5 separate regions of the Mus musculus genome follow, and regions 2, 3, 4 and 5 are each linked to region 1. A link is a loop called in an ENCODE intact Hi-C map of the cell type or tissue named here. Cell type or tissue: left cerebral cortex. All regions are shown on one strand. Links, peaks and the distances in the headings refer to the core of each region. The heading gives the core; the rest is flanking DNA. Region 1 overlaps Kalrn (kalirin, RhoGEF kinase). Region 2 overlaps Kalrn (kalirin, RhoGEF kinase). Region 3 overlaps Kalrn (kalirin, RhoGEF kinase). Region 4 overlaps Kalrn (kalirin, RhoGEF kinase). Region 5 overlaps Kalrn (kalirin, RhoGEF kinase).

Region 1 (6,373 bases), core at 932-5,931:
CTTGAAGTCTTATGCTAAGGAAAGTAGACCAGTCATAGTAGGACACATTTCAGATGGTTCCACTCTTACCTAGAGAGCCTGATGTAGCCAAGTTCATAGAGACAGAAGAGAAAGGTGGTTGTCAGGGAATAGGAAAGAGGGACATTACTGTGTCACAAAGTTTTGAGTTTGCAGAGTGAGTTCCTATGAATTGTAGTTATGACAGTGGCATAGAACTTACACTTACAATTGAGAAAATGGTTTTATGTTATATTATTTTATCATGTTTTTAAATATAATATTTTGGTCCTTTGAGAATTTTGTCCATACAGTGTAGTTTGGTTATATTCACCCCCTACTTCTCCCAGATCCGCTCTCTACCCTCTATTGACTCTCGACTTTGTGTCTTTTGTTAAAAAATGAAAATAAAACTTACTGAGTCCAATGTACTGCACATGTCTACATGGGTATAGGGACATCCACTGGACCATCCTCTACCTACCAGGCCACACCTTTAAGAAACACTTGACTCCCTTCTACAGAAACCATGAGCTGCAAGAGATGAGGGCTCCTGAGCCACTCTCACCATGGCTTAACACATTTTTTTAAATCTTCCTAGTCATATGAATATGATCTGTAGGACAAACTGCTCTTGATCAACATTGTGTGGACATGGGTTCTGTAAGGGCTCTGATAAACAGGATACAGCCCCGATTAAAATATCTTAGCTACTGGATGTTCTTGGTATCCAGTCTATTAGGACACAAGGGTGGAAGAGACCATGTACATTCATCTACAGCAGTGGCTTTCAACCTTCCTAATGCTGCAAACCTTTAGTACAGTTCCTCACATTGTGGTGACCCCCAACCACAAAATTATTTCATTGCCACTCCATACATGTAATCTTGCTACGGTTATGAGTCATAATATAAATATCTGATAGGTAAGATATCTGATATGCAACTCCCCAGAGGGTCATGACCGACAGTTTGAAAACTACTGCTCTACAAAGAGTGGAGCTGTTATACCTGGAGTGGTCTCTCAGAGCAGAGCCATCCCATAGCTTTACTCTCCCCGTTCTTTGGGCTATCTTGTAGTCCAGACCCTCATTTTTCTGGGAGCATGTCATTAAAGCTACCCTCAGCCACGACCCAGCTCAGCTTTCCTTGATGTCTTCTCATTGTCTACAGTAGGCTGTGGACTCAAAGGCATTTGCAGTCTTGGTTTGTAGGCCACAAGGGGGACTGTTGGCTTTTGTGTGTTGTTACATTCGAGTAAGTCAGTGTCTACCACAACTGCACTTCTCCTGACTCCTCCAGCAATGCCTGATGTTCCTTACATGTGAAACAATGCATTCTATGTATCAGCAGAGTCCACTAGAATAAATTCATACTAAAGAATGTTTTGAGCTCTAGATAGGTAGTCAGCTTTGTTTTATAGAAGACAACATGGAGACTCAGAAAGCTCTTTAATGTGGCCACATCCTCTTGCTTCTCAGGAGCTCTGCTGAAATTATCCAGGTATATCAAGCTCCAGATATAGCTTCGTATCCTTGTTCCATCTTTATTGTATATGGGAGTTGGATATAAAATTCATTTCTCAGTGTCCATTGGCATACACAGTATGCATGACAAAACAAAGAATGGGGAGGGGGAGGGTGCAACAGTACCATCCTGTTGGGCAGCTGTTGTAGTTTTTCTCTGAAATAATTCATATTTCTGTACATGAGCCTTTTGGTTAGACTATTAAAAAAAAACAGAAGATAGTTCTAACTTCCAAATGTCTCAGGAGCATGTCCTCTATAAAGAACAAGGGGGACAAAAGGAAACTACCTAAGCAAGTGTCATGAGGCCTTGTGAACAAGCCAGTAAAGGTGGACGTTGTAGTCTAAACATCAACCAAACCTCTTTCTTTGTCCTATCCCCCACTCTGAACTATCTAGGCTGCTTAGCCTTCTTTAATTGACAGTTTATGTAAGAAAATCAGACAACAAGAAGAGCAAATGCACTGTCAGTGGCTACCTGCCTGAGACAGACTTTGCTCGATGGAACATGATTACTAGGAGATGTGCACAGAGCAATCCCAGCAGGAGAAATTTAGTCTTTGGCTTTTGCTTCTGGCCTGAGTTGGGTGAGGACTATTGGAAGGAAGTATCAAAAAGTGTAAATTTCTTTTTTAAAATATAGAATCTCTCTTATGTAACCAAGACTGGTATGGAACTTTCTAGCAGTCCAGGCTAGCCTCAAACTTGTCCTCTGTTTAAGTCTCCTGAGTGCTGGGATTATACATGTGTATCAACACAGAAAAATTCTTGGATAATGATAGAGAGCCATGACAGAAAGCTTCAGCCCTCGCTCCATGTTGTTCGGTGTTGCTGTGGTAAGGATGGTAAAGAAGGGAGTCACATATGTTGTAGACTGGCAAACCACGGGTCACCTATAAGCAGTGTCCTAGAGAGTCCCTCATTATTTAACCTCACCTTTTTAAGAGGCTCTGACGTGAGAGGCAAGCCTTAGCATTCATTCTCTGTATCCAGGAGTTTGGGGTTTTTCTTTAGTTGTTTTACTACATCTGTTGTGGTCCCCAGAAGTTTGGTTTTCTGAGGGGAAGAGCAAGCACTTAAGCGAAGGAAATGACTAACACTGAAGAGAGGTTGAAGGGCTGGAAAACCCCTGAACAAATGCATCTTCAATCTGGGATGGTGGAGGTATCTGTGATTGGTCACTCTGAGGTAAAGACGGTTAAGGCAACTGTTCTGCCCGCTGTAAACAATATGAAGAACCAATGTGGTGATCCAATATTGAGCATTGAATGTCCAACTTTCGTGCCTAATAACTCTTGAATACATCTTAAAGATATTCAACTTATTTGGAATTAAAGGTTGTAAGAGCCTTCAGCTCGTCCTGCAGATGGCAGTGTTTGAATAAGCTGCCTAGCGGCTAAGCCACAGGAAATGCAGCAGTCCCTAGGGCTTGCGAGAGGGATGGGGACAGGAGATACTCAATGTGCAACTAGTGAGGGCCTAGGCAGGGTAAGCCCAGGGAATCTGTGTCCATAGACTCTGCGTACTCCTTTGCTCTTATGCAGTACGTGATACCCTGACTCTGGTGGGAATACTCCCTGATCCTGCTAAAAACTCACAAAACCTCAACCTGAGTTATCTGTTTACTCACCAAATGGCCCAGCCTAGCATAAAGCAGGTTTAAGAGACATTTATATTCTTGAGGCATATTGTCATTGGGATGGCAAACAAATATAAGGTGAGCTGTTTCCCTTAGCAGCATGATTGTGAGGGGAAAGATGTGCCTGCGTCTTGCCACATAACAGACTGGAGTATATAGCTCTGCTGTATTGTTCTGACATACTGCCTTGTGGTAGGCAAGTGCTCAAATGCCCACAGCTTTAGAGGGCAACTGCACTTCCCTGTGAGTGGTCTGCTTTATGGTCTCATTATGTAAAAGACCAGATTTTCTATAAGCTTAGATAGCCCCAAGTTAGAAGCATTTACATTTGAATAGATGTTACCAAAAGTCTCAATATACCAAATCACACTTGAGCAGCTAAGCACAGTTACGTAGCATTGGTGTAGTATTTTGGAAAGAATGGACAACTTAAAAAAATTACACAATGAAGCAATTCAGTCAATAAATCTCCATTTACTGGTTTTACTATATGATACTCTGTATTTTTTTAATCTCAAACATGAACGGAGTACATTTAAAAATCCATTTTTTCATTTGGGATGAAATAAAGTGTATGGAAATGGAAGGACTCTAGTGGGTCAGCATGTCTATAATGACCAGATAGTCAAAGGTGTCATCAGTAAACTTGCATTACTAAAGGCAAATAAGCCAGGGTTGTGCATGGAGATTATAAGACTGTGCCCTCAAAATACCCATGAAAGGAGTTACAGAGACAAAGTTTGGAGCTAAGACAAAAGGATGGACTATCCAGAGACTACCCCACCTGGAGATTCATCCCATAATTAGCCACCAAACCCAGACACTATTGCATATGCCAGCAAGATTTTGCTGAAGGGATCCTGATATAGCTGTTTCCTATAAGGCTATGCCAGTGCCTGGCAAATACAGAAGTGGATGATCACAGTCATCTATAGGATGGAACACAGGGCACCCAATGAAGAAGCTAGAGAAAGCACCCAAGGAACTGAAGGGGTCTGCAAACCTATAGGTGGAACAACAATATGAACTAACCAGTAACCTCAGAGCTCTTGTCTCTAGCTGCATATGTAGCAGAAGATGGCCTAGTCGGCCATCATTGGGAAGAGAGGCCCCTTGGTATTGCAAACTTTATATGCCCCAGTACAGGGGAACGCCAGGGCCAAGAAATGGGAGTGGGTGGGTAGGGGAGCAGGACTGGCGGGGGAGGATATAGGGAACTTTTGGGATAGCATTTGAAATGTAAATAAAGAAAATATCTAATAAAAAATTTGTAAACAAACAAACAAACAAAAAGAAAGGAAGCTGACAACCAGTTTCATTAATATGTGCGCACCATCAAGTCTCGGTGTTAAGCATTGAGACATACAGTTCCTATATTCTAATGAAAACATAACAAGCATATTTTAACCCTCTTCAAAGTTTACTCTGAAGAGAGGAAAAAAATTACTCACCTCTTTGGAATTGTCAAAGAGAACTGTGGGTGAAAGCTAGGCCTAGCATTACTTCATCTGGTGATCAAGTAAACATGGCTGCCTGGGTGGCACAGGGAGGGACCTTTGGAGTCAGTTACATCTTCTCTTCAGCCTGAGATGTTGACCATTTATAGCAGCTGCAGATGAAAGCAGGTGGCAGAGGAGGGAGAGCCTAAATAGATACCCTTTCACACTCTGGCTCCTTTGCAAGGATGAAAGGTTTTTAGGCAGATGAAAATTTTCCTGAAGAAGAAAGCCAAGAAAATGCTCAGAAACTAATGTCATGAAGTTGGCGAGTAGAAGGATGTGAAGAGAAGAGGGGCTGTCTTGCCCTTTGGATTTTGTGTGACATTTAAGATGGACTCAGGATGTTTCCTCTGTGGACACCAGGGAAAAGTTATGAGCTTGAGCTAATGGAGAGAGGAACTTGTGATGACCACTCTTAGGGGAAAGATATTTTATGTATGGGTTAACACTCAGCCAAGAGTTCTGAAGGTCATTTTTGTTTATCTTTCATGTCAATAATTGAGGTGGGAGCCTCCATTGGATATACTATGAAAAGCTTACCATGCATTGTTATCAAACCTGTGGGCCAGCCTTCTCTGTTCTACTTCCTGCACATTCGGAACACATTCCTGTTGTGTTCCTAATGCCTTTGACAAATGGAAAGGCTCTGGAGCACCGGGGGTTTTATCTCTCTTCCCATGAGATGTAGTGACTGGCAAGGAGAGGAGGCTTTGAGAGAACTGGCTGTCTGTGTGACAAGTGTTTTAGAAAGTCTCTGTGCTGTGTCTACAGAGTGAGCGTGGTGCACTCCTGGACAGGAGTAAAGCACTCCCTGTGAAGATTGGAGAGGCAGCCAATTGTAAGAGAACCCTGCTGATCTGTGTTTCCAGAAGGGTTTAAATGAATTTGAGGTGGAAGGAGAAAATAATCCCAGAAAATACCAGAAATGCCTCAGCCCCCACACAGGTAGTATAGAGAAAGAAAAACAAACAAACAAACAAACAAACAAAATAACAAAATAACCAAACACCAAACAAAGCCCCTTCAAATTGTATAAACTAGCATATGCCTTATGCAACAAGCAGCACATTTAAGCTTTTGACACAGGAAGGCAAATGCATCAAATTTCCATGTGGCCTTGATGAATCAGTCTCTTAACTAGTAACTGAAGAGTCTTGGTTTAAAAAATAATAACAATAATTCTAAGAGTAAGATTATATCCCTGAGGGTATATCAGGGAGTTCCATGCATTCCATGTCTTAATAAAATCTATAGCCTGGGGGTAGTAAGAAATATGAAGAAATAATGTGAAAATATAAGGTATACATACACACAAGCCATGGACTGCCCACACAAACCATAGACTGCCCACACAAGCCATAGACTGCTCCCTCAGATGGAGACAGTGGAAGTACTGTTGTAGTTCTGGAGGGAACTTTGGTATTTTCCAGCTTCTCCTGGAAATTTTGTAATATGGTTCTAACACATACATATATGAACATGTGTGTGTGCACATACACATATGCCAGTTAAGTTGTGAAGAGCAAAGGATTCTACATAGTAGAAAGTAAATAACTATGTATTGCTTTGAAAGCTCAGACGCTCTATGAAGTCTCAACCCCCAGAAACTTGACCTTTAGGTACATGAGTTTAGACTTTATTCTTGGAGGACAGAAGCATGGTAAATGCTTTTGAAAGATATAAACTAAAATAGAATCTTTACATCAGAAGTAA
Region 2 (6,373 bases), core at 401-5,400, 160 kb after region 1:
AGTCCCTGCTCATCTGTGCCATTAAGACAGGTCTGGGGTCCAACCAAGGCCTAGTGCCACATGCCCCTCCTCTCACCCTGAGGGAGCCCCCTTTGAAAACCTGAAGCCCAGCCTCTCTGCAAGGCTCTACCACAGTGGCACCCACGGTAGACGTGCTCTCTCTTATTTGCCAGTTCTGGGCTCCATCTGGACACTCCTTTCCTCACTGATGAGATAGGAGATATTCCAAAGCTGTCGCCCCTGGCCATTCCTGACTAAGTTTCCTCTGCCTCCCAGATGCTGAAAGGAGGCCCAGAGCATCCCCAAAGGTGCAGTTCCAAACTCTCCCTCCCGCCATTCCCACAGGTTCTGGTTTTCCCCAAAGATATAAGAGAATCTGTTCTCCTCCTGAGAACTACCGCAGGGAACTCTCAGCTGCAGCCTGGGGTTCCCAGAGCCTGGGATTTCCATCACCAAATCCTCCATCCCTGACTTCTCTTTCCGTCCAGAACATGTTTCAAGCCAAGCTGGTCCACTCTAGCCACTGTACTCCAAAATCCAGAGGAAGCAGCACAGGAAGAAATGAATAATAAAATTTTAAATATGTTTAAATCAAAATTTCTCTTCCCTCCCTGAAATGACCTGTCTGTTCTCAATCCCTGTTTGATATAATTGGCTCATATTTAAAAGTGAATAAAATCCCCATCCCTGGTTCTTGAAGGGTGTATATACTCTTGACTTTTCCCATTGCCATAGTTGCTAAGTCTTAAGTCTAGCTTGAGTGTTCTGCTGGGAGCTACATCTTACTTTTCTTCTGTAATACCTCACCACCATCACCATCATGGTCACTGCCAGCCATGGTTGTCAGAAGGAAAGGAGGCAAAATCCTATGTTCTCAGCCCTGACTGCTCAACACCACTGGGCTATTTAGCAGGACCAGGTACAGGCTGGCCTGGAGGGGACATCACATGCAGCCTCAGAGGCTCAACCAGCCTTGCCATTCAGGTACCTCCAGCTGCTCCCTCCTTTAACAAACATCCCCCTATTAATTTGGCCTTCATATTCAAGTGTGGCATATTCAGTGTGGGACTGAATCCTGGAGAGAAACCATGTCCACACCTCTAACATTTCGCAGATGATACAGCCAATCTGTAATAGAACTTGAGTCAGATCCAGAGCTGCTGAGCTCCAACCCAGATTCTCAATCACCATGTTGTCTTGAAGGTTCTTAGCCTGACCAATTCCCATAGCCATCACAACTGACAGATACATCGCATGTGGGATAGAAACGCTGACTTATTTTATGGCAAGAAAAGCTCAAAGTGACAAAAATTGTAAGGAAACAGTAAGAACCGCTTAGCTCTTAGTAAATGATGTGCATAAAGACATGTATGCACACACAGGCATGCATACACACACACACACAGCTACAGTTCTTTTTAATGATAATAAACCATGGAACTATAAGATACTCCATTGTTAAAACAGTACCATAGAAGAGGGGAAATTGATAAAGTTAATAATCTACTATAAAACTCGACATAATGGTGCACACCTTTAATCCCAGCTCTTGGGAAGCAGAAACAAGTGGATCTCTGTGAGTTCGAGGTTTGGTCTACATAGTGAGTTTCAGGACAGCCAAAGTCTAGGGCTATAGAGAGAGACCCTGTCTTAAACAAAACAAAAACAAAAATCTACCGTAAAAATACTTCAATAGCTAAGCCAGAAAATAATTTTATAGTATGCATACATGCACAAATCACCTAAAATGTCTTTAAAAGTTACAGTCTGAGGAAGTTCCAGAAGTAGTTCAGGATGTCCAACAAAGAATGTAAGACATATGATATAGGAACCATGAGCTCCAGGAGCAAAGAGGAATAGAGAACTATCTCAGTTGGAATATTGACCATCATTAAGTCCAGGGGAAGAAATGACCAGGACATAGCCCAGGCATCATCCAGAAACCCAGTAGAGAACATATTTGGAGAGGCAAAAGCCAAACAAGTTGGGCGTATGGGGAGATCCAGAAGTCCAGGCCTAGGGGCCGCACGTACGTGGCCGGATGGTCTGAGACGAGTAGACACAGTAGCCCAGAAAGAAGTGCCTGCAGAAAGGCTTTGGTTGACAGTGAGGACTAAGGTTAGCATGGGGCTGGCCAACAGACGGAAGAAAGAGTTTTAGTCATTTACAGCACTGCCAGATCGGTTATAACTATCTCAACTAGTTTGTCCAAATGTATTTTGAGATCTGGGTGGGCAGGTGGTTAACCCAGGATAAGCCATAAGGGGACATGCAGGAAGAAGGAAGAAGAAGAGGAGGAGGAAGAGAAGGAAGAAGAGGAAGAGGAAAATGGGAGAAGGAGGAGGAGAAGGAATAGGAGAAAAAGGAGGAGAAGAAGAGGAGGAGGAGGGGGAGGAGGGGGGGAGGAAGAGGAACAAAAGCAGCAGCAGCAACAACAACAACCACCACCTTGGTGCACAGTGTTTTGGACGGGCATACAGGCAAGAACCAGGAATCCTGGATCACACTTGCTAAGGTTACAATCAGACCCCACAACTTGCTCTGGTCTCTGGTTGCTCATTTCCTAATGAGGAATTCCTTCCCAAGAAACAGTAAACACCTGGTACCCACCAGCTGTGATGCACAATGGCTTCCTTGTGGTTTCTGCCTGAACTAGAAGTGTACTTCAGCTGGGCAGGAGGACTCTCTTGAGAGCCTGCCATCTGCTAAGCAAGTTGGTGGTTTCCTTTTCTAACTCCTAGCCGTTGCTGCTCTCTAGTGGCCAACAGTGCCTGCCAAGTCGGTCCAAATAGTAAGGACAGGAGGGGAAGGTGGAGCTGCACTTTATAGGCACAGAGACTAGGGAGCAGTAGCCAAGGGTATCTAGAGGGTGTGTGACTGTACATGCAGAATGGAGCAGGAGGGGAGATGGGGTGATCAGAAAGGGTCATCTTGTGAGCCACAGCTGAACATCTGAGGCTTGATCGTAGTCTGCACCGTGAAAACAATCACTTCCGGTCTTTGGCCTGCTTTCCTCCGATGTTCAGCTCTCTAGTGTCCTATGACAGCAGACCTTTTGCAGGGCTGCCTGGAGGCATTCAGAGAAACTCACAGCTTTTGTCCTTCTCTTTAATCTCATGTTTCCCCCAGCCATGTCTGCTGCCTCCTCCGAAGGTCAGCTGGAGTTCTCTTTCTGATGATGCAGGAAATTGCCTCCCATGGGCACAATTAGAGTCATGGTGTAGACAGCCTTGGTCAAACTCAAGACTTACTGGGATGGCCTCTCTCTTGGTGGGATTGTCGCCTCCATGGGTAAAGACCTGCTTAGCCCTCCTGGGCATATCTCTGTTGATAACTTGTGTGGGCTCTCCAGAGGCAAAGAAGTGGGAAAGAAATGAAGAGTAGCTGCCACTACCCTTAACACTCTACTAAATTCAACATCAACTCTCTGTTCTCTGAAGCCTGGGGAGGGGCAGAGATAAAGAACAGACAGTGGGTGCATAGAAAAATAATACATTTTTTAAAGATAGAGAATAAATCAGGGAGTGGTGTCACATGCCTTTAATTCCAGCACTAGGGAGGCAGAGGCAGGTGGATTTCTGAGTTTGAGGCCAGCCTGGTCTACAGAGTGAGTTCGGGGGCAGCCAGGGATACACAGAAAGAAACCCCGTGTCAAAAAACAAACAAAAAATGTTTTTATTGAACACTTGTGGCTGAAGGACATAGGACATGTGAGACTGCCGCTTTGAAGATGCCTGTAGAAAGCTCTATTCTGGTCAGGAGCAGGATTCCTCCTTGGAATTTTGGAGGAGTTTGCCATTCTCTTTGTTTCACTGTAGCTTTTGAAATCTGCTGTTGCCAAGGACTGTTACTGTTGTGTCTCACCTGACTCCTCCTCCTCTGCCCTCAGAGGGCTTCAGGGTGGCCTTTTGTAAAATATTTCCTAGTGCCATGCTCCAGGATGGGGTTTTAATTCTTCCTATCAGCCTCTTGAAACATCGGGTCAAGAACCACACTGTAGTGTGTCCTGCTCATATGTATCTACCTGTTTTAGCCTCTGTTAGGCTTCTCTGAAGCTGAGGATACGTGTGCATGCATGAGGTACACCAGATGTTGGTACAAGGAGCAGGACTGTTGTCTGTCAGGTGTCATCGTGATGTGCTTTGGTGGAGAGACTCTCAATGTCAGTATTCAAGTGTCTCTAAGTCCTCTGGCTTCTTCAGTAAACAATGGTCAAATCTATCCAAATGTTTCTATTGTCAGATCTATCCAAATGTTTCTGTTTGGCTGCCAGTGCTCTGGGGGCTGGAGGAACACAGTGGTGGCCACTTTCCTACTTCTGTATGTAGACCTGCATTGAATTTCAACTTTCCAGAGCAGGATGGACAAGATAGAGGGCAGGTTTAAGGGTCTCTACAGACTTTTAACCCATCCACCTGCCTTACCTCCACGTATACACATATCCACATATATGCATGTGCACACATATACATAGACACAGTATATGCTGCCTGGTGCTTCTACTTCCTAAGCCTGTCAGGGGGCTATGCAAAGCTAACTGATTGGCAGGCACCTTATCTCCTCTCTCTGTTCTACTAAGTCATATGGTTCTGTTATGTCTACTGTCTGTCATTCAGAAAGTAAAGCATAATGAAAACAGGTTGGCCTCTCCTGTACATGTCCACCTACATGATCTCCTATTCTCTTTGTTCTTAAAGGTTACAACTCACCCTTAAGTAATTTTTGTCAAGTTTACAGTTTAGTAGAATTATAGACAAACCAAAAAAGGTGAGATGATTTAAAAGGGGAAGGGTCCTAGGGCAAACGGACTATAGGGCCTAGGACACAGTAGTGGAAACAGACAGGCAGCCAGTGGGAGCACTCCGTGTTGCAGCCAGTAGGAGCACTCAGCATTGCAGCCAGTGGGCGCACTCAACATTGCAGCCCAGTAGGAACACTCAGTGTTGCAGCCAGTGGGAGCACTCAGCATTGCAGCCAGTGGGAGCACTGCGTTTTGCAGTCAGTGGGAGCACTCCATGTTGCAGTCACTCTGCTTTCCTACACATCCGGCATCAATTCATGAGACACAGTCACAGGCGTGCTCAGTAGGCATTCATTGAGTATACACTACATGCCAGGCATCACTCTAGACTCAGAGGATGGACAAATTTAAGCACAGATGACTTCTACTCAACTTGATCTTTTATTGTGATGCAGATGTAGGTGGCAAACGATATAACACATTAATGAAAAGTGCTCAGGCCAGGCAGTGGTGGCGCACACCTTTAATCCCAGCACTTGGGAGGCAGAGGCAGGCAGATTTCTGAGTTCAAGGCCAGCCTGGTCTACAGAGTGAGTTCCAGGACAGCCAGGGCTATACAGAGAAACCCTGTCTTGAAAAACCAAAAGAAAAAAGAAAAGAAAGGAAAAGAAAAGAAAAGAAAAGAAAAGAAAAGAAAAGAAAAGAAAAATGCTCGAGGTGATTAAACAGGAATGCTTCCCACCATGAATACAGAAACAGTCTACTCAGGGAATGTCTGAGGTAGTAGGGCCCCAAGTCCAATTTCTTCTCCTAAGAATGAGGATTCAGGTATGGAGAAGGAGAAGGATATAGGCAGTGTCACGTAGAAGGAGCTCTGTAAGCTCTGAGGCCTCCCAACTCTCCTTCCCATGTTCTTCCAACTATTAATTACTGTGCAGTCCATGAGGCCTTCGAGGCCATGGAGCCCCTTAAGCCCTGTAGAAAACGGTAAGATGAAGAAGAGGCTCCTTCTATCGCCCAGTGCGAGCACACAGAGTAAGCACATCACGAATTGTAGACTCTTAATTGGACCTGGCAGCTCCCCGGGCATCCATGCAAAGTGAAGAAATCCCAGAGCTGTGTGATAATATTCCTGCATCCTAATGTTGCTTTTCACATTTGCTTCAGACATTATAACCAACCAAGATAAACCACAGCAGTAAATTGTCAAATGACTTAAGTTCCGAAGAGCTCATCTCAGTTCCCCGGTACTGCAGCTCACGGGTTTAGAGGCATTTGGAAACCACCATGCAGAGGCGGGCCAGCCATGGAATAATACGTGCCCAAAGCTTCTGCCCGCAGGGGACCTGCCCACCCTCTCCCCTTTTCCTCCAACTAGCGTGCCATCCTAGAAAGGCTGCCGTTTTCCCTCCTAGTTACGATTGTTGGTTTGTTTTCAAGGATGTTTTTGGCGTTGTTATCGTTATTTTTGTTATAAAACTGTTGGGTAGATGAGAAACGCTGGACAGGACTGGTTTTTAAAAAAGGAAGCAGATGGGAAATTACCCAAGGGCTATGCTCAAAAATGCCAAGGCTAACATTTTCATCTGCTCCAATGAATAGTGATGTTCTTCACTTAACTATATATACGAC
Region 3 (6,373 bases), core at 555-5,554, 81 kb after region 1:
GTGGCTAGGTGGCCTTGCATTGTTGGGAGCTCTGGGGCCTTTTGCCTGCCACGAAGTGAGTTCAGATAAGAGCTTCATTTCAACACCAGCTAGAGAAACGGCATAACTACTCCGTAGCAGGAGAACAGAACCCGGCTCAAATCTAAATGAGAGTGGATTTTGAGGTCTCCAGTTTGGGTCTCTCTGTCCTGTACTCATGATGTCAGTAATGAACCATCGACAGGAGGTGCTGGTATCAACTCCACCTGTGTGGGTGGACGACCGCGGTAGCCGGGATGCCTCGGGAGCAGAGTCTGTTTATAAACAAAGTGGAAATGCAGAGGATTCGGTCCTGTTAGTTAATCCTTTACAGTCTGCTTCGTAGCTCTGTCCTCTTCACTCATCTCTGCCCTAAACTGTAGCAGTGTCTTCATTAGATTGCTTTCCCCTGGCCGTTCCTTCCTTCTCATCCATCCCACTCCTCTTATCTCTAAAGGATCTCTTAGGAACTTCCGTGTGTTCAGCTCCCCTGCCCCCCACACCACAGCTCCCTGACCCTTGTCCCTTTGCTCTAGCTTGGACTTCAGCAGAGTGCTTTCTTACTGTCCTTGAGACCCATCACATACCATACCCATACATTTTTCCACTAAAAATAGTGTCCTTTCTTTCTAGTTTGTGCTTTGGAAAGTGGTAGTGTCCTTTCCAGTCCAGCGCCACCTCTTTTGTGGTCCCATCTCCCTGCTGAACACCTCGGGGTGCTCAGCCCTCATGTGGACAGGCTTCTGAGAGCTGACGCAAGTCCTGTTTTCTCCAGCAGTCTTTGTGCAGGGCGATCTCCTATATTAGCCTGAATATCTCAAGGAGTCTCTTGCAGGTATATCTCCTACAATATCCCTGAAGACAAGAACCTCCTTAATTCACCTTTCCAGGATTTCCCAGGCACGGCATTAGCATGCAAGGGAGGTCACAAACATATATGAACGTTAGGAATGTTGGTTAGATTTCAGAATTGTGACACTCAAATCTATGTTAATATGACTTTTCTAGCTTGGCTCTCCATTTTCTGTCTTCCTCCTAGCTGAACTGTGTCTGTTTGTAGTTACTCTGTTCCCATATAGCATGGTCTCCATCTCAGAGTCGTTGGTGTCAAAATAGCTACTGGATGTTCCTTAGCTCAGAGAAGGAGCCTCTGACTGAAGCCTCCTGCCCCGCCTCAGCCCAACTCCCAGCTCCGCCCAGAAACAAGCTTAAACAGTCAGCTCTGGCTTCTCGTCTTTATAACAAGTGAAGTGAACTTGCTATGCAGAGCAAGCTGACCTTGAGTGACAGAGAGGAAAGATGGTGGCCCTCACAATTGCATAGTGCAAGGAGTTATGCTGAATTATTATACCCTGCCTCAAAGACGAGATCAAGCCGAAGAAACACTGAATATAGAAAGGCAATTTTATATAAGCCCTCAAATATAAGAATAAAAATGAGACAGATTTGGCGAAGATAAGGACACACAATTGCACATTGTGGTGGGCCTTTAGGCAATCTAGTTAGAAGAGTACAAATGATACTTTTTGTTATTTCAAAAATTATAGGGGAAAAGGTACTTGATGACAGGGAAGCTGAACTTCTCAGCATCTAACAGAACTCTGTTGTTTTTTTTTTTTTTTTTTTTTCTAAAAACAAAGTGGTTTTCCATTTTTTTTTTCTGTTTTTTACAATCAAGTGGGATTTTTAGTACATTTGGGAACCCCAGCTGAGTTCCAGAAACCCCATATACATTAGGAGTAATTTCTGTCTCCTTCTTTCCTCATATGCCCACGCTGGACAGTTCACATAAATAGAATCATTTAATATGCAATTCTCCGTGCCTGGCTTCTTTCCCTCAGTATAACGTTTTCTATATTCACCTGTGCTTTAATATGTCAGCCTGTCACCTCTTTTGATGGCTAAATAATATTTCATTATGCAGCTCTAGCTCTGCCATGTATCAGATGGATATTTACTTCCTGTTTATCACATGACTAGTGTTCAGTTTGGAGGTCATATGGATAATGTTATCACTCACCCTGTGTCTAAGTCTCATGTGAGCATGTTCTTTCCATCCTCTTGTATGTACACGTGAGAGTGCAATGGTTTAGCTATCCTGTGCCTCTCTGTTTAATTTGGAGGAACTTCCAATTCCGAGGCAGCTCTTACCGGCAGTGTGTGCAGCTTCCAGCGTCCCCACATACTTAGTAGTGCTGAGCTCCTGTCTGTCTGAAGGACCGTGAGAGGCAGGGAGTTCACTGTGTAACCCGTGCTGCACAAACCTCAGCGCTCATGTGGTCCTCCTGTTTCTACCTCCAAAGTCTCTACTGGTTATTTTCCCTGCCCTTCTTCTGTGGTTGTCTTCTACTCTGCAATGCCCCCCACCCACCCACCCCTGTCTCTGTAGTTCAGATCTCCAGAGAAATGACCTCAGCTGAGCCACCATGCTGCCACGCCCCTCTTTAAACAGACTTTTGTAAAAGCCAGGACACCGAAAAGTGATTACTCACACTGAGAGACTGCCCTTCTGAGACCAGTTTTGGCCTCTGATCTCATCAGCTGCAGGCAGGAACATGACAGGTCACATGGTTTCATATTATTGCCGGTGGAAGGTGGGGGCATGGTCATGCTTGGTGCCCCATCGGGGTGATTGGTCTAGCTCTGCTCACGCAGCAGGAAGCTAAAGCTAAAGCTAGAGCTAAAACACTAAATGGACTGAGCTAGCCAGTGAGGATGGACAGAGGAGTAAGGTGGAAGACTGAGCTTTCAGGCCCACTGAAGAGGACACATGCTAAAATGGAGGCCTGTACATGGAACTGTGGGACTATACCCACCTGTCAGCAGGGAAGGCTGCCTGCCAGAGGGTAGGATGCATAGGTGCCATTCCCACTATGTATGGGGTGACACTCGGCATGGCTGTGGCTCAGCAGTGGAGAACCTCAAAGATGGCTCCTGCAAAGATAGGCGGATCCGGGTGGGGTAGAGCTTTACCACACTGCTTGCTGACGGTTCACTCCGGGCCTCTGTGAGGACATAGAGAATCTCAGTCACAACCTCAGTCACAGGCTTTTTGTCCTTATTGATCCCAGTCAGCTTTGATGCCTTCTGTTCTAGGTTCCCCTAGCTTCAGTCAAGCCACCTGACCAGGAACAGAAAATAGTGACGTCTAAGACTTTTCTATAAGAAGAGGTTCTTGATTATTAGAACAAAAATTAGCCACTTTTAAGAAAACAAATTTTAAAAAATTTACCCCACAAGAAAAAAGTAAAAACCCTGAGTGAAATGGCATGCAGGTCTTCAGGATCCCAGGTTTCCTGTCTTAGTCAAGTCCCGGCATGGTTACTACTGCCATCTCATGGTGGATGGATATTCCTCCAAGCCTCACGCCCACCTCTTCTATTCAACCCCAAGCCCTTCCAGCCCTTGACTCTAGCCCCTGGCAGCCCACCATGCTGAAAGAGGAGAGACTAACTGTATTGTGCCCTGGCCACACATCAGGGAGAGCAGCACTCCGCTCCCTCTCCAGCTCGGCACTCTTAGGAAGGCCATGGATGAGCCTGGAAAGGGGTGTGTGGGGTAGTCAGGACTGCCAGAGGCTAGAATGGTGGGATGAAGCAGGGCTCTGCTATCTTTTTGTGATAAATCAGTTGTTTGCTTAGGTTCTTGATAAGAAGTTCGGCCCACTAACTTGTCAGGGTGAATACCATTTGTTAGCAAGAGAATGGATTGCATGTAGCTCAGGAACTGAGGAATAGTTTTGATCCTTGGCAAAGCTTGCCAAGGAGAACGTCAACCTTGTGATGTGATGTGATGTGATGTGATGTGATGTGATGTGATGTGATGTGATGTGATGTGATGTGATGTGATGATGTGATGTTCTGTGAGCTCATCTTTCTCTTTCTGTGGTAAGGATCCCACTTCCAGGTGTCTGAGGCTGCTATCGCTGCATCTTGAAGTAACATCAGTGTGTTTGGGAATTTTATATGGCTGATATTAATTCTTATGGAGGTGACAATGACAGGGGCTCTGATGTGTCCTACACAAAGGGACTTGATTGAGGGAGGAGGTCCAGTTACAAGTAGCAAGCCACTACAGCTGCGTGAGGAAAACCGCCCTCTTGATCCCCTGGTATTCTGTAAGGATGATCCCAGAATGATGATGGCATGCCCGTCTCACACACTGGCCGAAGGGCTTTTGCTGTGGCTCAGCAGCTGCATGCATCCCGTCAGTGAGATGGCAATCTGTGCATCCCACAAAGCTTAGCTTCGCGGCCACCAGCTTTCTCATTATCCCTGAACAGTTTGTGACACTGGCTTGAATCTTCTCTTTGTTTTTCCACTTCTCAGTCTTGGATTTAGCCACTGAGGACTTCTTTGGTGCTGGTACTTTCTGGAACACACAGCAGCTGGGGAGTATCTGTCAGCTTCTCTAACTAGGACCAGGCTTCTCTCTCTCAGGCTTTGTCACCTTAGGGTCACCCTTCTCAGTGGTCCCCATGACACCAGGTTTCTTTTCCATGGTGTCTGGCTCATCAGCTTTTTCACTCTGCATCTTGCGAGATGGGAAAGATCTGCTGTCTTTCAAACTTACTTTTCTCAAAAGAACATTTCCCTTATAGCATATTACTTAAATGCTATTTCCTTTTCCTTAAGATTTCCCAGGTATTTCTGATAAATTTTAGTTTCAAAATCCACACTTTTATACTAAAAGGTGAGCAGGCGTTTGCTGTCCTCGCCCTTCCGTTTCCATGTCTTACCCAGCAGGCTTTCCCTGCCTTCCCATACAGCTCTGCCTTTCTCTCCTCCACTGAAAAATCCCTCTGCTGTAACATACTTCTCACGTTGACATTCAATTACATGAAGCCCCGAGCTATCAACTATTTTGTATGGAAACCTTGTCCCCTCTGGAGATTTTAGATAGGGGCAAATGAATACTTTTTTTTTAATTTCTCCTTTTGTTTATCCCCAAAGCCCAACCCACAGCTCTCTACAGAGATCTGTAGACAGAGGAAATCCTGAACATATTCGTGTTACAAATGAACTTAACTCAACACACGTCAGACTTTTGACAGGTTAGCCTGTAATATCTCCCTCAAACAGACAGAAAGACAAAATAATAATAATAATAATCTCAGTAAAGCAGATAGAAGTCTGCTAGTCAGACTCATCAGATCCTAGCCTGTACAAGCTCACAAATGTTTAGTGCCTGCCTTGGGGACAGAGAGGGCCAGGAACCAGGAACAGGGGATCAGAGGTGAACACTGCTGTCATTATTGATGGTGTCATTTAGGACCAGCTCTAAAGGCTGAACCTCAAGCTTTTGCATCTATCTCAGAGACTTATCCATCACAGGCACCCCCCACATGCTTCTTAAAGAGGTTTTAAGACTCATGTGAGTCTCATGTATGATGACAGCATGCACCGTAGAAGTTAATAAATGGCTATATTAAGAGATCTCACATCAATAACAATGGCTAACGTTTAGATTTAACTAGTTGTGTAAACTTTCTACATGTTTTACAGACATGAACAAATGCCTTTCACCTAGTTAAGGTACCAGTGACAGACCAAAGAAGCAGTTCTAATCACTAGGAACTGTTAGCAGGGGTACTTATAGGAACATGGGAAAGTTACAAGCCACTGTACCACTGAAGGAAATGTCACTGCCCCAAGCAACTATATATAGCTGCTTATATATCTTTTGGAATTGGCATGGCCTTGTGAGAACTTCGCCCCTAATTACCTTCAACTGTCTATAAATCCTTGGGAAGGTTAGGCCTCAGAAGCCCGACCTCTCCTCCATGATGGAAAGTCAATAGACCCAGTTTTACACAGCTGTCCTTTAGGTGGTCAGAGCCGCTGACAGTTCAAGAGAGTTGTAGCCATATCACACCTGGGAGAGAGTGTTGTTCCACAGCAAAGTTTCTTACAGTGGCTCTAGTAAGCACCTACTGCGTGCCAGCCATGTTCTAAACAGTAGGCATTGTTGGCCCATTAATGTTCTCAATAACTTCATGAAGCAGGTGCTCTCATGATTCCTATTTTGTGGGTAAAGAAACTGGCAGCACAGGAGATTTTAATAATTTGTTCTAAGCCACCCAAAATGTGAGTAATAAAGTTGGCGTGCGCAGAGCAGAGGGAGCTGGGGGGCAAAGGGGGCCGAGAAGAACGTGACCCAGTAATGTTAAGCCATCTCTTGGTGCAGCAAACGAAGGAGAAGGTGAAACTTCTGATCCAGCTAGCAGACAGCTTTGTGGAAAAGGGCCACATCCACGCCACAGAGATACGGAAATGGGTGACCACGGTGGACAAGCACTACCGCGATTTCTCCCTGAGGATGGGGAAGTACCGGTACTCGCTGGAGAAGGCGCTGG
Region 4 (6,373 bases), core at 612-5,611, 96 kb after region 1:
AATGGTACCATTCACTGTATATCCAATACCTGGTATCATGAACCTGGAACCACATAGATTTAAAGTAAACGTTCCCTGGGTAAGTGGAAGGATGGATGGATAGACTAAAAATAAAACTACATCTTGCAAACTTGTAGGTAATGCCATTCAAGCCATTATTGACTAAACACCTTTGGATACCTCCGTACAGAGAAAACTCCTATATATGACTTTGCAGCATCAGTACCAAAGCATCCTAGACCAGCAAAATAATGAGATTTCTAAATGCAGGAGTTTCCTGGGGTGTCTTTCCGGGAAGCTATGTAGTTGCCATAACACCTACTTACTTATTCTTCAGGGATTTGAACCCCTCTGAGACCATCAGCTTTTTAACCTGATTTTTCCAGGGCTCTAGCTCCATTTGTTTATGCTTTCAAAATGGTAGTTCTGGCACTGGCTCTGAGAGATACATACTCCCATCATGGCTAGTCTATAGCCCAAGTTATCCACCTGTAGTCCAGACTGTAAGGGAGGTAGGGCAGAAGGGAAGTTTTGGGACACTAATACAGAGAAAGGGGTTGACAGTTGTCAGTCCTGCCTTAGTGACATAGTTAGCTATGGCACTGGGAAATTGGTGCCTGGGTCAGAGGTTACATTTCAGCCATACTACTGATCTGTCCAAATGGTGTCTCTGAAAAATGACTACCAAGACAAGTGTGCGTATGTATGTGTGTCTCAGTGGCTGGGATCTGTCTCAAAAACTTTTGTCTTTGTGGATATTAAGGAGAGAAATCCTACTTTCTCTGTTTCTGTAAAGAATATGCAGGATTTAGTTCACAAAGGCAGTGGTCCCACCCCAGTTGGAGGTTGGAATGAGATAAGGGCCCTGCTTTCTACTCCCCACACTTACACGTTAGCCTTCTTTATATAGTTAAATACAATGGCTGTGCTGTCTACACAGGACTCAGGCCTATTTCCATTGCATTCTGCTAAGCCTTCCTGGAACACTTAGACAAAGGGGTGTATTCTATAAAAAGATCCTCCAAAGAGTAAAGTTTTGCCAAATCTAACATTTGCAATTAAAAAATAGTAATTGTTTTCCCTTTGCTGTGTTAGATATTCAGCTTTGATAATGACAGCTATTTGTTAAAATGCTTCCCTTTCAGTTAAATTCTAGCTCTGTTTCTTCCTTTTCAGTTTTTGGGGGGATTTAGTCATATTCATATGAGTTTGAAAATAACATTTTTACCAAGTCTGTAGTGTAAGGGCCCAGAGGGTCGTTTCAACAATTATGCTTAGCCCCCTTTCATTTATAGTAGAAAGACTGACAGTAGACAGGAGACAATCTCTCTCTCTCTCTCTCTCTCTCTCTCTCTCTCTCTCTCTCTCTCTCTCTCTCCCTTTCCCTCTCCCTCTCCCTCTCCCTCTCCCCCTCTCTCTCTCTCTCTCTCTCTCTCTCTCTCTCTCTCTCTCTCACACACACACACACACACACACACACACACTTTCCCCTCAAGATTAGACACTGGATTCCAAGGAGTTAACTACAGTCTCTTAGGTCTTCTCTCTCCCTCCCCACAACCTTAAATATTAGCAGTTTAATTCACAGTTAAGTCACACCCCACCCATTTATTCCACAGCTGTGTCAGTTGGGTCCTACACCTCTACACTAATAACCTGGGGGGAAAAAATCAGTTGTCAGCAAGGACAAGGTGGAGGACCAAGGCCAGCAGCCTCCCCGTCACGCCACCTCTATACTGCACTCCTTCCCTCTTGCCTTATCTATGATATGGCCAGACCAGGGTCAGCCAGGAACAGTCAGGGTACACAAAGGGGTGAAGACCAGATACTAGGAAAGCTACATGGGCTGGAGAGATGGCTCAGTGGCTAAGAGCACAGACTGCTCTTCCGAAGGTCCTGAGTTCAAATCCTAGCAAGCACATGATGGCTCACAACCATCCGTAATGAAATCTGATGCCCTCTTCTGGTGTGTCTGAAGACAGCTACAGTGTACTTAGATATAATAATAAAATAAATCTTAAAAAAAAACTAAATTAGGAAAGCTACTACACAAAGACTAGTTTGTTTTTGTTGTTGTTGTTTTAAAAAGACAAGATCTCATTATGTACCCTTGGGTGGTCTAAAATACTATATAAACCAGGCTACCTTGGAACTCACAGCAGTCCTCTTGCTCTGCCTTTTGAGGGTTGGGACTAAAGTGTGAGCCACCACACTTGACCGTATTTTGATCATCTTTCTGGAGTGTTGTCTTTGGATCGAACCATTTCCAATTAGGATGTGAAGCTGTTCCCAGTGGTGGATCGAGTCCAGGCTCTGACTTCTTGTTAGAAGCAGACAGTTCTAAGAAGGGGTAAGACAAGGCACAAAATTAGTTCAAGAAGATGACACTCTTGTTCAGTGGAGGAGCCGGACAAGCTGACTGGAGAGGGGCATTTGAGATAGAACTCATGGAGAGCTTCCACAGGTGGGCATGGCTTCCTTGATGAAAAGGGACAGTGTGAACAAATGCCTCTGAAGGGAGGGTGTCAATGGGTAGGATGGGAAAAGAGTTCGTAAGAGAGGCTCAGGTCACCCCTGCCTTATGATGGTCAGGGACAGATGCTGATCTTATCCCTCGGTTAGACATCACAGACACGCCTTGGGGACTGTGGGGGAAAGGAGTGGCATGTGGAAGTAATCTGACTGAAATGGACTGAAAGGGGGCCCAGGAAAGGGGTCTGGTAAGATGGGGAAATTAACCAAAATACCTAGACAGTAGAAATGAGGGAGCAGAGTGGGTGGAGTATAAGGAGAGGGAGATCTGGGAGAGGGAAGGGAGAGAAGGAAAAGGAGGACGGGAGGGATAAAGACTGCAGAATGGGCACAACAAGAAGAGGAGGGGCAGATGGTGAAAAACAGGTTTCAGGAGCATGCGCAGTGTGGTTTCCTAAACGTGTTTTCTCATGAGCTAATAAATAAATAAATAAATAGATAGATAATCACGTCCTGAACCCCTCCAACACACACACATGCACACACGTACACACATGCACACACATGCCCACATGCACACACGTTTGTCTGGATTTGGTTTTGTCTTCCTATTCTTTTTGTCACATAAATTGGTTTACTTCCCTTTGAAACACAGTGGGCTTTGGTGAGGCACTGGCTCCACCAAGTGGAGAGAAAGAAGTTGTGCAGCTCATGATTCCAGCTATCCACAGGCTGCAGCTACTGTTTCCTTGCTTACAGTATGTGCTTTCTGTGCATGCACACCCCAAATGCCTGCGTTATTAATTGTATCCCTTCTACTGGGAAAGCTCAAAGCAGCCTCTGCTATAATCTAGCTCTGTCCCCTTGTTTTATGGAAGCTGACCCTTTCTGAGCTACTCAGACTGGCATGGACCCAGGTATCATTCCGTTAATATCCCAATGCTAGGAAAAAAAGGAAAGGCTAGTGAACTTTCCTGGGTCCCAGACCCTCAGTCTAAGGGTAACTGCCAGCTTTAAGCAGAGCCTAGAGAAGATAGCTGTGATCTTGTTGCTGTTATTTGCGCTGTGATTAGCTTGCAACATTGAGGCTGATTGGAAACAATCGAAACACCCAGACAAAAAGCAATCAAGCTCAGATACATCATGGTAACATTGATTTCACTTGTTCACATATTGTTGCTTTCCTGCCTTGGTGCTAGGCAGCATCTTAGTTAGAGATCTTATTACAGATAAATAACATTGAGTGGAGAATTTTTTTTTTTTTTACATTTTTGCCTCGTTGTAACATTACTTGGTATGTCGTGTGCAAGTAATTGTCCATCTGATCATACGTGTTAGCTACAGTGAATGGGGTATTGGGAAACACATCCAGGAGACAACGCTTGCTTTTGCTTCTAAAGATTGGAAGCCATGCCTGCCCTCTCATCCCTCACCCACACGAAAGTCTCTGGAGTGAAATGGAGAGACAGGGCCAAGAAGCCCATGCTCAGCCTAGGTACCCAAGGTGTGCTGAAGATGCGAATAGCTCCTTCTCCAGTGTGCTCAGGCTCCTGACTTCCCTCCAGTTCCTTATCTCTCCTTATGCTCACTGCTCCCTTAGCCCCTGGCAGTCAAGAGCCTCTAGAGTCTAGGCTGTGAGTCTGCAGGGACCTAGCAAGCTCCACTGGGAAGAGCACGGGAATGCAGCCTGGCTCCACCAGGAAGCAGTGTCCCGACTGCCGTCTCCACATTCTATACCTGCTGTTCATTGTTCCTCTTTAACCCGTGCTACAACCTCCCTATTCTCACCTCGCTGGTATGACAGCAAGCACACACACACACACACACACACACACACACACACACATACACACAAGGGCTCCAACAACTTTACCTTTGGATGCACAAAAATTTTGATGTGTCACACCAGCCTCTGAGCAAGGTCATGAGCCATTTGTTCCAGGAAGGCTTCCCCAGAAGCAGGGGACTCGCTCCAAACTGATTCAGGGTGGTACAGTTCCACTGTCAGAACTCAGGCTGTAATTTATCACAACTCAGGAAGCGGGTGGAATGATATTGATTGTACTAACTTAACTGTCACCTTCATGAGCTCCGAAGTTTAAAAGCAAATAGTTTCATATTCCACTCACCTGCAGCTATCACCACTCAGTAAAAGTATATTCAAACTCAGTTCAAGGGGTTAAAATAAATAAATGTACATATAAAACACAAATACACACACACACACACACACACACACACACACACACACCCCTCCTTATCTGTACACATGATGATGGGCCTGATTGCCTTAGTACAACAAAAATGTTTCTCTCCCTTTGGGCCTAGAGCTAGTCTTGCTCCTTAGTTTTAGCATTCCTGAGAACTTCTTCCTATTTCTATTTTAGAAGTCATAGGACATGTATCACCTGCAGCCTTTAAAGGCAGCAATAGACATGATTGGTTTTGAGAGTGTGTTTGCATTTCTAAAGCCCAAATCACACTGTAAATGTTCTTGCTCCATGGGTCAGTTTAGGAAACTCTAAAATTCACGCTTGTGAGGTGAAAGATGATCATAGGTGCGTTCTGGTAGCTCCCCAAATTTTTCAATTTCTTTCCTATTTTATTACTCTAGCGATTACCATGTATTATAGGTAAAATAATAATAATTATTATTATAGGTTGAAGAAAATGTCATCTATGATCTTACTAATCATGATTAGCATTCTTTTCTTGCCAAGCATTTTTAAATTATACACATATTTATATTAACCACCAAAACATCTTCCTATATCATTGAAAACGCAAGCAATGGCTAGGATGTGTGGGTGGACTATAAGTAGTATTATAAATGGTATTGTTATCAGTGCTAAGGAGAATATATCATGTATACATGTAGATGGGCTATAAGTAATATTATAAGTGGTATTGTTATCAGTGCTAAGGAGTATATTAAAGGAGTATATGTCATGTATACATGTAGATGGGCTATAAGTAATATTATAAGTGGTATTGTTATCAGTGCTCGGAGTATATGTCATGTATACATGTAGCTGAGCTCTAAGGAGAGAATCCTAGGCTCCAGAAAGCCTGAGGACATTCTGAGATTTGATGGTTCTATCAAATTGCTCTTTGTAAAGACTACATTTCCCACTCCCAGAGGTAAGCTTACCTGAGGCCTCATATATTTATTTTTTGTTTGTAAGATCTTCAGTACATTTTAGAAAGCAAATTCCATCCCAATAATGCTGGCTTGTTAACATTTATCCTTGAAAGCTAACCCTACTGTTCCACGCATTACTTTGAAGTCGGTGCAATCGTCTCTTTATAACATTTTTGCGTAGAAAGGAATCATGACTTAGACACCCACAATGTCAGATAAGTAAGTAATTCCATTCCACTTTAAAATATACTGTGATTCCCCTGCCCCACCACTAGATACTCTTCTCTAATGATATCTGTATGCCAATACTTGCCCTCAGTGGAAGAAGAAAGCTGAAAGTTATAAAGAGGCCCATGAAGGGTTGAACTTTTACCAGCTCAGCTTTAGGTTCATCTTGGGACTATATACATATATATAATATTTATTATATATTATAAATATCCTATATATTTACTATACATACCTACTATATATAGTTATATATGATATGTGTGTATATATCATGTATACTGTAATATATAATACTATAAATATATAATATATTTACTATATATATTTAATATAGATAATGTATTATATATATTTATGGTATGCTCAGAGTAGTTGGATTAACAAAATAAATTCAGAATTGCTCATAAAATGAAAGATCTGATACAGCCACGGTATTTCATTATCTATTTTTATCTCAAATTCGTAAACCTCAGGAGGGAATGGGGAGGGGCTATTTTAAGTAGCACTGGTTAGTCAATTACTGTACAT
Region 5 (6,373 bases), core at 487-5,486, 52 kb after region 1:
CAGATGGCCTCATCTGTCATGCAACCAACAGCACAAATGTAAGAGGTGATACTGGGGTAAATCCCGGTCATCCTTACCACCTGGGTATCCTGGGACATGACACCCAATCTCCCCAAGCCTCCCCGTTTTCTGGAGAAGAGTAACCCACCATGTGGGGTACCCATGAGGGTGCAGTGGATCCTACATAGGCATGGAAGAGCTCCAGTGAGGGTGATGCATCCAGCGTTGTGTTTGTATTCTAGCCCGTAGAGCATCCTAATGGGGTCACTTGGCCTCTTCAGCATTGAGAGTGAGGTCTCCTACACAGCAGCCTCTAGCAGAACGCTTATGCCTTATGCATAGCAAGTTCTCAGTACTGACATTTGCTAAATTAAACACAAATGAGCATCAGTGTGGGTGGGACAGATGAAGGAAAAAATAATAGGTGGAAACTAATTTTATTTGTGACATAAATGGAAAGAAGATGGAAAGCCTGTGCTTTTTCAGAATGAAAGCTGCTCTGGGCTTAGTAGGGATGTGGACTCTTGGAGCTGAGAGGAGAGAAGAGAAGCATGATGTAAGCCAGTGCTTCACTACTGCTCCACAATGCCGTGATGTGAGCCAGTGCTTCACAATACAGCTACATGTTGAGAACCACCTGGGGAACATTTTTGAAATACCAGCGTCTGGGCTTCATTGCTTAGGGAGCCATCCTTAATTGGCCTGGTTTGGGCCGAGGCTGTCCTGAAGGACTTCTGAGGTATAACCAGAGTAGTCAACATCGATCTAAGAACCTGGCTAAATGACTCTGTACTTTCTTACCTTGGTTTTTACATACAAAATGTCGCAGAAAGATGAATGGTAGGGATGGAGAAAAGAGAAAAGATGTTCTCACTCTATGGTAAACAGAGAAATTTAAGGACAGAATCAGCCGGGAACCTTCTAGGTTTGGCAATATAACCATGGATGCTCAACTCTGGACCCTAACGGGGCTCTCTTTTTTTTCTTGAGAAAATTAAAATTATAATGGAGGCTGAGAGCATTACTCAGTGGCAGGACACTTGCCTCATGTGCTCGGTCCTGGGTCCAATTCTAGCATGTCGAAGGAATCAAAAAAAAGTGGCACCATGACCTAAAAGCCAAAGAAACTAGAACGGCACTTGTTATTAGCTGTGACCTTGAGACACACACACACATACACACATATACATACATACATTCACACATATATACACACACACATACATACATACATACACATATTCACACATATATACACACATACACAAACACACATACACACACATATACACACATATATACACACACACACACACATACATACACACACACACTTACACATATACACATACATACACACACATACATACACACACATATACACATATATATGAATGGTGAGTGCTCTACAACTCAGTATAAAAAGAGAATGCCTGCTTCTTGGGCTGTGGCCACTGCCATCTTATAGAATGGTTATGAACCCGGTCATTGTTAGATCTCCTCAGCAGCTTTAAGAACATTTAATGGCCAACTTCTAGCCAGCCAGAGATTCTGGGTCTGTGGTGTTCGCAGGACACAGTGATTTTCAAAAGTCCTCCAGATGAATCCAGTGTGAACTATGTTGACAGCATCAGTCCAGTAACATTCAAAATACCATCTTTTCTAACAACATACATTAAGTACATAAGTGTCACTAGGTTTTATATTTATAAGACACAGCAATTTCATCAGCAATCACCACTATATTCTCGCTAATTTCCCTCAAGAAAAAGGACAATTTGGGAAAAGAGTATTTGGAACTGACAAAATGCCAGACATCATATATCTATCCAGGTCCTTACAGCAGCCGTAGGTTATCATTCCCATTTTACAGATGAGGAGAGTGGGGCTTGGGGAAAGGTACAGAGCCAAGACGATTACCATTACCAGGTTTCAGAGCATAGCCTCAAACCTGAGCCTGTCCCTCCTCAGGGCTCTCCACCATCCTGCACAAACCCACTTCGCCCCCAAAGAGCTCTGCTTGCTCACTGGTCAGAGCAATGCATGAGCAATATGAGCCAAGAACAGGGGGAGAAGAGGCAGTGGCCAAGTGGAGCAAACATGGCCCCAGCATCTGAGAGCCTACATTCCAGTGACAATGTGAGCAAGGTGTAAGAAGCCATCCTTGAGAGGGAACTGAGCCAGTTCCCTGTCAGGGGGACACTGAAGAGAAAAGAAATGAGAATACATTCACTCTCTGAGAAAAAGACAACCTGTCTTTCTGCATTATTACTGGGAGTAATTTTTATTGTTGGGGACATCATTACTGTCCCTAAGCAGGACAGGTAAGTCTATCATTAAATTGAGGGCAGTGTTATCAACAAAAGCAAACTCTACTCAGAGGTGATGTCTGGAGATGGACCAGTTGGTAGGGTTTAACTGGAACTCACACCGATGACTGGGAGCAGAGGAAGGAAGAGTGTGGAATGGGCACCTCTAGGTGTGGCCAGGATAAGTCTGTATGCTCCTCTCATCCCCTCCCCCTGTATTTGAGATTGTGGAGATGCAGTAGGCGCCCTCTTCATCCCTGTAGTCCTGGACACATTATATAAGACAGTAACAAGAGAAACAAACAGAATTGCACAGCCTGGGTCTTGGGGCTCTCAACGACATACTGAGCAAGCTTTCTTGCTGAGTCACTAACTCTGAGCAGCCATTCACACGTACAGTGGCAGGGTTCAGTCACCTGCCTGCTAGAGAAAGACAAAGCCCAGCGCTCTGAATCCTAGGGATGTGGTGAAGCCAAGGTTGTCTGGAACAGAGCCACACTGTAACTGCGGAGAAGCGGAGATGGGTCTGAAATTACATTTCCTGAAAGTCAGCACAAGGTCAGAGTTATCCTCCTATCCCCCGATCCCCTTTACCCTACCCCCTGCTAACCCTGACCCCCAACGTGGGCAAGCCACAGGGAGTAGAAATTGCTTCAGTTCTTTTTATTTCAGTCCAGAAGATGCTCTACCTACCGCACCCTTCTGGTGACTGAAAATAGTAGGCAGAGGGGTTGGCTGCCAAAAGAACAAGCCGTTCTCTTCCATCTCCCACAGATATTTCAGGAGCTGGGACTTGGAATTATGAAACTCACAGAAAAAAATAAACATAAAAAGATACTGAAATTATTATCATGTAACACCAGAAAATATTTTTCCCACTCTCCCATATTGTCCTTATATAAAACTCTATTTTTGCCTCCAGAAATGAGTTTCCCCTCGTGTGGGCGGACTTGCCTGTGCTTCCCAGATGCAGATGCCAGAGTGCCGGAGACAGGGATGAGTTTCCAGTGGTGTGTCAGGGTAATGGAAGCATCTCTCAGTGAAGATTGATTTTGTAGGTGGCCATATGTTACGGTTGATGTGCTCCTTTGGGAATTTATCTGCGAGGATTTTAATGTGAACCCCATTATTAGTTGGATCCCCACTCTTCTGTATCTCACACAGGATATGACCATAAGATTCTCAGCTGCTTTGGGTCACAGATTACAGAATGAGAAATCAGAGCAAAGATGTGGACCGAACAGTGAGGCCACATAGCCAAGTAGAGTCAAGGATCAGAATAGAAGAGCAGCCAGGGTAAGGCTAAATAAGTAGACAATCAATGAAACTCGGGAAACAGCATGGGTCACGGTTTGCATCCTGGACAGGAACCAAGAAGGCATGAATTTAAGAGCACCATCGGAAACTCATCTCTGTCTCTGGCATGCCGGCATCTGCATCTGGAAAGCGTAGACAGCTCTGCCCACAGGAGGGGAGCCAAAAATAGAGTTTTATATGATTCTAACATTCCAGGTTGACTTTGCAACTTAAGACTAAAAGTCTAGCCTCCAGCAAGTGAAGGGATGAGCTAAAGCGAGTCCCTTTATCCCATCTGACATTATCAGTGACCCTCCTAAAGCAGAAATCCAGTTGAGGCAGGCTTCCCTGGACCTGTTGCTGATGGGCAGAGAAGAAAGTGTGCATAACTGCACATCAGGTGTCATGAGAGGGATACAGAAAGATCAAGGCAGGGAGGATGATGAGGGAGGACCGAGCCTTTGGTTGGTGGGTACTGACTGCAGCTGTGCTCCAGGCTGATTGTTGTCTAGGTTGGGAGCTATGTTCATAAACACTGGAAACACATGTCAGCAAGTGACTGGCCCTAGACCTGCTCTGAGTCCGTAGAGTGAAGGGCAAGCTCTGTGTGCGAGCAAAACTTAAAGGTGAAGGTTTTTCTGAATGTGCATGACATTCGTTGTCCCTGTGGTATTGTTGGGAATACTTATCCTGTATATTTGGGAGATAGATAGCATTGATTTCTTAGGAGACCTAAGTCGTTGGCTACTTTCATCTAATCATAAATTATACCTAACTAGTTAGAATAGAACATTCCCTTGGCAGGAGTGCCTAAGACAGGGTCCTTTTGATTTGGCTTTATCATGTCCAAGATGACTCAAGTTTGCTTATGAATCTGGGTGTTGGCAAGTCTCCAAACAGGTGCTGCCAGGAGCTGTCTCTCTTAGGATGGATCTCCAGAGTTACAGCATCCTCTCTTCCACTTATGGAAAGGACCTGGTGTGTTGAAATTTGCTTCCTGGACAAAGGATTCATTCGTCCTAACGAGCTGGCATTGTCCTAAGTGAGGACCGATTACAGGATCTGTCCAGCTGCACTGGGAGCTGTGTTGCAGTTGGCCAATAACGGCAACTCCCAAAGTCGAGCTTTCTTATATAATTAAAGCAATGTTGTGGGCTCCATGCTGCCTGGGTTTTAATTGTTTGCTTTTTTTTTTTTTTTTTTTTTTTTCCAAACAGGAATCGAGTTAATCTGTGAGAAGGACCTTGACCTGGCAGCTCAGGTGCAGGAGCTGCTGGAGTTTCTCCATGAGAAGCAGCACGAGCTGGAGCTCAATGCGGAGCAGACGCACAAGCGGCTAGAGCAGTGTCTCCAGCTGAGGCACCTCCAGGCTGAGGTCAAACAGGTGAGCAGGCCGGGCAGGCGCCCGCCCTCGCCCTCGGAGCTGCAGGCTGCAGGGAGGCAGACGGTGTGCCCTCTGAGTAACCCAGCCTTAGAAAAGAAGCTGGGGTGTGAATTAGTTGGATTAATTTCTGCAAGCCTGGCTGTTGTCACAAAAGACCCAGTGGGACAATGGCTCAAACCATGAATGCATTAATCCTCTCACATATGATGTTCTAGGAACATTCCAGAGAATTCTCAGTGTTCTTCACTGAATGCATTCTCTCCCCTCCTGTGCTTGATTCTATCACATAGTCCATGAGAAATAAAAATCCATCCTCAGTAATTTAATTATAGTCCACTGTTGTAGAGCCAGGTTGCTCTCTTTGGGGCACCTTGGTGCCTAGTCCAGCTCCTGACACAGAGTTGGTAAGTAAAGATTCAGTAGTAGCAATTATCATTATTTCCAATGTGTGTATGGTTCTTATAATAACACTTTGGGAAACTGGGAATATGGCTCTGTGGGTGAAGTGCTCATCACACAAGTACAAGGAACTGAGTTTGGAACGGCAGCACTCAGACACACACACAAGTCAGGCACAGCAGGGTGAGTGCAGCACTCACACACACACAAGGCAAGCACAGCAGGGTGAGTGCAGCACTCAGACACACACACAAGGCAGGCACAGCAGGGTGAGTGCAGCACTCAGACACACACACAAGGCAGGCACAGCAGGGTGAGTGCAGCCACAGAGCAAGGATGGGGTAGGGTCGTAGAGACGGGCAGATCCTTGGGACCCATTGGCATGCTAGCCTAACTATACTGGGCAGCTCCCAGTTTAGCCAAAGACCCTACCTCAGAAAGCAGTGCTGGGGCTGGAGAGATGGCTAGGCAGTTAAGAGCACTTGCTGCTCTTGAAGAGAACCCATGTTCAGTTCTCAGCATTCACGTGGTGGCTCAGAACTGTCCATGACTCCAGGTCCAATAGAGTTCAATGCCTTCTTCTGATCTCTGCAGATACCACACCCACATGATGCACATACGTATATACAGGTAAAACACTCATACATATGAAATAAATTGTTAGGAAGGAAGGAAGGAAGGAAGGATGAAAGGAAAGAAATGAAGAAGGAAAGGAAAGGAAGAAGGAAAAGAGAGAGAGTGAAACTGAGAAAGACACCAAACATCAGCATGTAGCTTCCATATGTTCACACACGCATACACACACATGCACACTCACACATGTGTATACATATAAATACACACACATACATGCACACACACATGCATATACACACATGCATACACACACCTACACACATACATATCCCAATCACACATGTGACTACATACATATATATTATACATACAAGAATATTTTCTTGCCATTTAAAAGTTAGTTAAAAGG

Evidence for each region. Peaks named below come from ENCODE experiments on the same cell type or tissue, not always from the same donor. Only the 100,000 strongest peaks of a DNase experiment are listed, where the experiment ranks them.
Region 2: it touches region 1 in a loop (4-fold over the local background); 16 of 42 quality-filtered maps call a loop at or near these places.
Region 3: a loop joins it to region 1, with 2.2 times the contacts of the local background. A loop is called at or near these places in 18 of 42 quality-filtered maps.
Region 4: a loop joins it to region 1, with 10 times the contacts of the local background. A loop is called at or near these places in 19 of 42 quality-filtered maps.
Region 5: it touches region 1 in a loop (2.1-fold over the local background); 4 of 42 quality-filtered maps call a loop at or near these places.

What each region holds. Positions count from the first base shown.
Region 1 is chr16:34,286,342-34,292,714 of GRCm38, reverse strand. The region is part of intron 10 of Kalrn (kalirin, RhoGEF kinase); the gene reads left to right. Among named protein-coding and RNA genes, the nearest start is that of Gm41448, 170 kb to the right of the region's middle. In left cerebral cortex, for the core only: CTCF peaks have their summits at 1,219 and 2,875 (motif pointing right); DNase peaks (open chromatin) are centred at 1,248, 2,930 and 5,424; H3K27ac peaks cover 2,996 bases.
Region 2 is chr16:34,122,119-34,128,491 of GRCm38, reverse strand. All of the region lies in intron 33 of Kalrn (kalirin, RhoGEF kinase), which reads left to right. The region is part of intron 1 of Gm41448 (a long non-coding RNA gene); the gene reads right to left. Among named protein-coding and RNA genes, the nearest start is that of Gm41448, 5.2 kb to the right of the region's middle. In left cerebral cortex, for the core only: a CTCF peak has its summit at 2,755 (motif pointing left); a DNase peak (open chromatin) is centred at 2,729; H3K27ac peaks cover 1,389 bases.
Region 3 is chr16:34,205,162-34,211,534 of GRCm38, reverse strand. Kalrn (kalirin, RhoGEF kinase) reads left to right here. Exons shown (of 60, transcript NM_177357.3): 22 at 6,205-6,373. Among named protein-coding and RNA genes, the nearest start is that of Gm41448, 88 kb to the right of the region's middle. In left cerebral cortex, for the core only: a CTCF peak has its summit at 3,368; DNase peaks (open chromatin) are centred at 1,194, 2,873 and 3,523; H3K27ac peaks cover 531 bases.
Region 4 is chr16:34,189,903-34,196,275 of GRCm38, reverse strand. The region is part of intron 25 of Kalrn (kalirin, RhoGEF kinase); the gene reads left to right. Among named protein-coding and RNA genes, the nearest start is that of Gm41448, 73 kb to the right of the region's middle. In left cerebral cortex, for the core only: a CTCF peak has its summit at 3,153 (motif pointing left); a DNase peak (open chromatin) is centred at 3,131.
Region 5 is chr16:34,233,861-34,240,233 of GRCm38, reverse strand. It overlaps Kalrn (kalirin, RhoGEF kinase), which reads left to right. Exons shown (of 60, transcript NM_177357.3): 15 at 4,823-4,989. Among named protein-coding and RNA genes, the nearest start is that of Gm41448, 120 kb to the right of the region's middle. In left cerebral cortex, for the core only: a CTCF peak has its summit at 3,052; DNase peaks (open chromatin) are centred at 3,089, 3,222, 3,655, 4,555 and 2 more places; H3K27ac peaks cover 4,920 bases.